2 separate regions of the Mus musculus genome follow, and region 1 is linked to region 2. A link is a loop called in an ENCODE intact Hi-C map of the cell type or tissue named here. Cell type or tissue: left cerebral cortex. All regions are shown on one strand. Each heading gives the region's core, and the rest is flanking DNA. Links, peaks and the distances in the headings are about the cores only.

Region 1 (2,924 bases), core at 123-2,622, 130 kb before region 2:
AGGTGGCTTCACTGAATGTATTCCATTCGCAGGTAAGTAATGAAAAAAGATAGCCAAGGAAGATTAATAAGAGTTACTAAGAATCACAAGAACTGCACTTTACACAGTTTATTGTAAAATTAGAATGCTCTATCTTATATCTTACATTATGTGACAAATTGAACCAAGAAACATAGTTCTTAAAAAGAAAGGTATTATCTAAAGTTGCCCTTTTGAGCTTCTGGTGTGAAGTTTGGTGTTAAATTTCCAAGGGCTGACAAGAGCAATTTCCAACCTTTTGGGATAAAGTTGACCTCTCCTCTGAGTGCAAGTGTTCCTTGAAAGGAAGTTGAGTTGTCTGCCAGGTAATTGGTCAAAGTTTTTTTTTAATCTCACCCTGAAAAATCACACATCATACCAAGAATAGATGACTATGACTCAATATTGAAATAACTATTTATTGTCTTATCGCAAAGATTGTTGGGGAAGCAAATCTGCAAAGAAACTGAACTATTTGAGTCCTGTAGGTGTCAAGTTCAGAGAAACTCTTGCCTCTAAGAATCATCACACAGCAAATGGGAACTCCAACTTCATCTCTCTCTGAATTTCTGCTTCCCACCAAAATACCAGGTTAAGAACATCCCCACGGACAGATTTCTTTGAGGGATGAGTCCTGAGCCAACTTGAAATGCCGTTCTGGGGGGGAGGGGGAGAACACAGTTTTCAGCCCACTTTTCATATTATCTGTATCTTGATCTACAGACACAGGCAATGAGAATGACAAGAGAGCAGGAGGGGTCCAACTTTAGCATTTGCTTTGTTGAACATAAGCAGACTGGGTAGTAATACAAGGTTGTTTCAAGAGCACTGATGCCTGTCTAACTTTAAACCTCTTTTCATCAGAAAGAGGGTCTTTAAACTTCTTATGATGCTTCCTAGAATAAGCTGAGATTTTAAAGAACATTGAGCCATTGTGCATTAGGTTAAAATTCCCTCACTATCTGCTTTCTTCAGAAAAATCTGAAAACATTTGTCCTCAAATAAGTAAATAAATCAATTTGGAAAGATGTGCAGACCATTTCATGAGACCCTAGGAGTGGAAATCTGGGCAATGTAAATACGACTTCCCTACTTTCACATTCTGGAGGTTCAGCTAGAGAGTCACTCTATTTTCAGATGGAACAAAGCTGGTGATTTCATTTTAATTCAGGATAAAAATATGTGGCTTAGTTCTCATTTCCACTCCTCAAAGTGTTATTATACAAGAAACTGACTCTGGATCTCAGAAGAGCCAAGTTTTGAGAAGCCAAAATAACTTGTTAATGTTTCCATTATGTAATCTGTGTGTCTCATGAACAATATTCTATGTAGAATGCTTTATCGTGGAAGCAGGTATTTCCTAGAGGAAAAGGATTTATAAAATATCAACAAGGCATTCTGAGATTCTGCAGCCTTGAGCACCATAGAAACATAACAGCAAAAAAGAAAAAAACAGTTGATTCCTAGGTGCAAGCTAAATATTTGAATGAGGTGCTTATTCTAATCAAATAAATGCCTTTTCTTTTACAGCCACCAAATAAATTCTCTTAGCCCCCAAATACTATGTTTGAAGTAGCATAACAACTTTGGAAAACCACTCTAAGAAGTAAAAATATCTGCTATTTTAAAAGACAGGCTCCATTTTGTTTTTAAAAAAATCATTTTGCTGTAATTTTATTTTTTACTCTATTTAGATGAAATTATTTTTGAATTGTTACATTGTAGAAGGGGGGGCAGGATACAGGCAGTTTACTGTATTTAAACTAACACTCCACCCAACCTTCTTTCTCAGATTATACGGGCAGAAAGATTAATAACTAGTGTGGCCATTTTCAGGACGATGGGTTGCATCCTGAGTTCTGACAAGCGTGTTTTCTTTGCCAGAGAGTGGAATTACATTGTGGTCTCCTCAGAGTTCAGTGACGATCATGGTTGCAGAGTTTTAAATCTTCCTTTGACATCTTTACAGAATAATTTTCAAAAGGGGTAATTCTCTACTGAAAATACCAGACCCTGACAATATTTAATGCAAAGAGCAATACCCTGTTAGGAAGCAAATACATCGGCTCACAGACTTGTTAAAACTTAATAAAGAAATAGCTCATTTTTAAAGCCAGGAGTTTATGGTCTCTGCATCATCGATTTAATTTAAGCATTGCTGAGACAATCTTTAATCTCCCCATTTTGTAATACCTTATTTATGGTGCATTCTCATTTTTTAATTTGGGGGGAACGTTAGCCTGCCAGAGCCACCAGATGAAAGTGTTAAGAGGAGGTCAAACGGAAACAAAGGCCATTACCCGCCATATTTCAGACAAGACTAGGGCACTTAGCCGAGGAGACACCCGGTTATTAGATTAATTTCAAAAGACCTTTTACAAGTTGCTTAATTCCCTTAAAAGAAAAAGAAGAAGAAGAAAACCCTTGGACCACAAACTCAAATGTCCTTTCACATGAGGTTATTTGACAAATGAGAAATGGACTCAGTGTTGTAGAAAAAGCAGCCCTCTGTAATGAGATCTTGGTCTTTCGTGTGAGGCTAATGCTACTTATGTAAATATATCTGGAGCACCTTCTGTAAGCTTTTAGTTTTCTATGATCTATTAGTTTAGTGTTTATTATAAAATAAAATAAAAAACCCATATGTAGAATCACTCGGCACTCACGGGGAATGCTTGTACAACAAACGTCCAATAGATCTGCTCAGAAGAAACGCAGGAACACTTCAAACCCACTGTGCTGTTCTGTTTGCAATTATTCTTACTGCTTTGAAAGGAAGCCGCATCAGAATAGGCCTTGTAATAAGCGCTGTGTGCGTCTTCTCTAATACCAAGCTAAGGCCGTTTGGGTTCTCCTACTGTGACTTGTGATTTCTAAACCAAGAAAATAAAGGCTTTCTGGTGATC
Region 2 (2,924 bases), core at 131-2,630:
CCTATGCCAACAGCTAACAATATGCTATAGATATAAAGCCTGGGTGTGAAGTGTCTATATATTAGTCTTCCTTTTCAAAATTAACACTAGTTACACAGATTCAAAACCTAGGATTAAAAAGATTTTTTTTTCCAAAATAATAAAATCAGAAAATCTTGCAAACAATTTAAAATATGTTCCAAAGCCACACTGGGACATTACTAGTAACTCAGTTCCTGTTTTCTTTTGTGTGCGTGTGTGTGTGTGTGTGTGTGTGTGTGTGTGCGCGCGCGTGTGCGTGTGCGTGTGTGCGTGTGTGTGCGTGTGTGCGTGTGTGCGAGTGGTGTGTGTGTTCACTCCAGATCAGGAAATGCCAGGCATGAGGTCAGACACGAAGAACACGGCAAGTAGAAAGCATGATTGACTCCCCGTGATTGACACTAAGATGCGTACAGCACAACGTGGTGAGCGTTCACGCGCTTCAGGAACGGGCACGTGCACTGGGAGCTTCCACGGTGATTTTCACGCACTTTCCAACAAGCTCAACACATACGAGAAACAGATTTGAAAGGGAAATTACCTATCAAGGCTTCAAAACAATTGGCCATCGCATGGCGGAGATCTGATTCTCTACATAGGTCGGGCCCATGGGCATATAGCATAAATCGATCCAGTTCAAGTTTCTATAAAATCCAAAATGACAAAAGGTGAGAACACTTACCAAAACAGCCCCGTACATCACGGAGAAGGGAGCAGCGGTGAAATGCACAGGCCTTATGCAGGTTACCAGGCGCTTAGTCTAACACTCACGAGTGTTAAATCCACATGGGTCAGTCCAAATTCTAACAGTCAGATTTGGGGTCAGAAATGACGAGATCTGACTTTTCAAATCTAAGTGCAAACCAAGATTGAGACTTCACTAAAAAAGCTGCTGCTGGAAGAACATGGGTGTTTGGATTCACTGAGAGGATGCAAGCCTAACCCAAGAGTCTCCAGTCTTTGATCTAGATTAGCTTGCCATGCATGATGTCTGGTACCACACAGAACAGGTGAGGCGCCTTCACCTTGATTTCTGTATCTACTCGTTCCATATCCTAATATACAATTAAATATAAGACCTTTTAGAGGTAGACCCAAACAAATAAATACTTCCTTATAAAATTCCTGAGACTTTCATAAAAGGAGAAAGATAAAAATATTATATATATGTATTAAATCTGTTTCCATTTCCATAAAGTTAAAACTTAAAATACTTCCTAAATGCCTGAAACATAATATGGAATAAGACACAAGCCAATGAACAAACTAACGGCTGCAATCTCATCAGTCTTTGGACTAGACATTCAGACTCCATCCATCTCCACTTGGATTGGATTGGAATCACTGCTAAGAATCTAGAGTATAAAACATATTCAAATCAGTTTTGCCTACCACAAATATAACCGCACAAAGTTCCTTAAAAAACAAAAAAACCCCAGTTGATCCCAAAGTGCCAGAGTTTATACTAGACTATGTAAATGTCGTCTGTTTCACAGCCTCACTGGGAAAATACAATTGCTTGCTATCTCTAGAGTCCTGCTTGAGCAGACTGCAATTCTTCTGGGGTGTGGTGGAGTTCTAACTCCTCACACAGCCCACTCTCTCAGCCTTGACTGTCTACGTAGGCTTCAGCAGAGCTCGTAAAGGAGGGGGTACTTAGATGAAGCCCTAGGATGCACAGCGGTTGCCAGTCTTTCTCCAACTCCGTGCTCCCCAGCAGCTGCAGGGCTACTGCCCTAGAAAAAGGTGGGACCACCACAGCCTTCTGCAGGAGACAAACACTCCAGGGAAGAGAACTAGGTAATGTCTGGGGAACTCTGTAAGATAATTTTTCACGTGTCTGGTTCTACAAAAAGATTTATATTTGATTATATATTAGAATGTGAAATAAGTAACTTCAGAAATCAAAGAGGAATATGGCTGAAGACACCATATTCTTGGCACTTGGATTCCAAATCAGAGAGCTGTGCTAGGGTGGATTTGGTGACGTAAGACCATATAGCAATTCCTGAAGGGAGATGCTGGCCAGCCAGTCATTCTACGTGGCTCTGGATAGCATCCAATGTGCTATGTAATGGCTTGCTTTCAGGCTACACCTGGTAAATATCCTCTCCACTGTCATCCCAGTATCTGTAGAATAGTTAAAACAACTTCACTATGGCCCAAAATGGAAAGAAAATGAGGCTGGAAAGGCTTAAAGTTCTTGGTTACTATGTACTTCCAACCACAAAGCATGTCATACCAGCTAAACACCAAAGCGCTTTTCCATCGCACTTGGACTTCATGCACTGTAAGGCTGCTAAGAGCAAGTGAGCTCTTCTTGTTGCTTATAGTTTTTCATTAGGCACTCTCAATTACATTCTCCAATGCTCCCAAGGGTGGTTTGCAGAATACCACTGTAACTGTGATAATGTACAACACAACATGAAACCACAGGCTGAAATTTGCTATATTTTGAATATTATTAACAGTCTTACAAGATCAAATCAACAAGCCAGTGACAAAACTAGTCTTTTCCAACCTTTATATCAAAATGAAAGGAAAGGGGAAGAAACTACTTAAGGCAAAAGCAAAGGAAAGCTTTTCCAGTAAACACTGACAACGAGGAACTTAAGAGCCTTCATTCTTTCTGATAAACACAAAAGCCTATAAAATGTGAGAATTTATTGTAAGAACAATGATAAACAACACTAAAAATAACTAGCTGCTACAAACTCATTTACATCTTTGTATGATTTCCATGAACAAAGATCATGAAACCCACTTTAAGTAGACTCATGAAAACTCCTAATGTCATTTAATTCTCAAAACCAGCATGTGTGTGGAAGCTAATGTAGATCCCACTTTATATATGAGAAAGCTGAGGCTCTGGGAGAGAACAACTGACCTATAGCCACCCAAGATGC

Evidence for each region. A loop is a pair of places that touch in the nucleus more often than their neighbours do. Peaks named below come from ENCODE experiments on the same cell type or tissue, not always from the same donor. Only the 100,000 strongest peaks of a DNase experiment are listed, where the experiment ranks them.
Region 1: it touches region 2 in a loop (3-fold over the local background); 2 of 42 quality-filtered maps call a loop at or near these places.

The regions. Positions count from the first base shown.
Region 1 is chr15:13,029,137-13,032,060 of GRCm38, reverse strand. Cdh6 (cadherin 6) reads left to right here. Exons shown (of 12, transcript NM_007666.4): 12 at 1-2,924. Among named protein-coding and RNA genes, the nearest start is that of Gm35018, 62 kb to the left of the region's middle. In left cerebral cortex, for the core only: no CTCF peak of the experiment used is centred there; DNase peaks (open chromatin) are centred at 730 and 1,212; H3K27ac peaks cover 1,720 bases.
Region 2 is chr15:12,903,337-12,906,260 of GRCm38, reverse strand. It overlaps Drosha (drosha, ribonuclease type III), which reads right to left. Exons shown (of 35, transcript NM_026799.3): 25 at 560-662. Among named protein-coding and RNA genes, the nearest start is that of Drosha, 80 kb to the right of the region's middle. In left cerebral cortex, for the core only: no CTCF peak of the experiment used is centred there; DNase peaks (open chromatin) are centred at 1,584 and 2,264.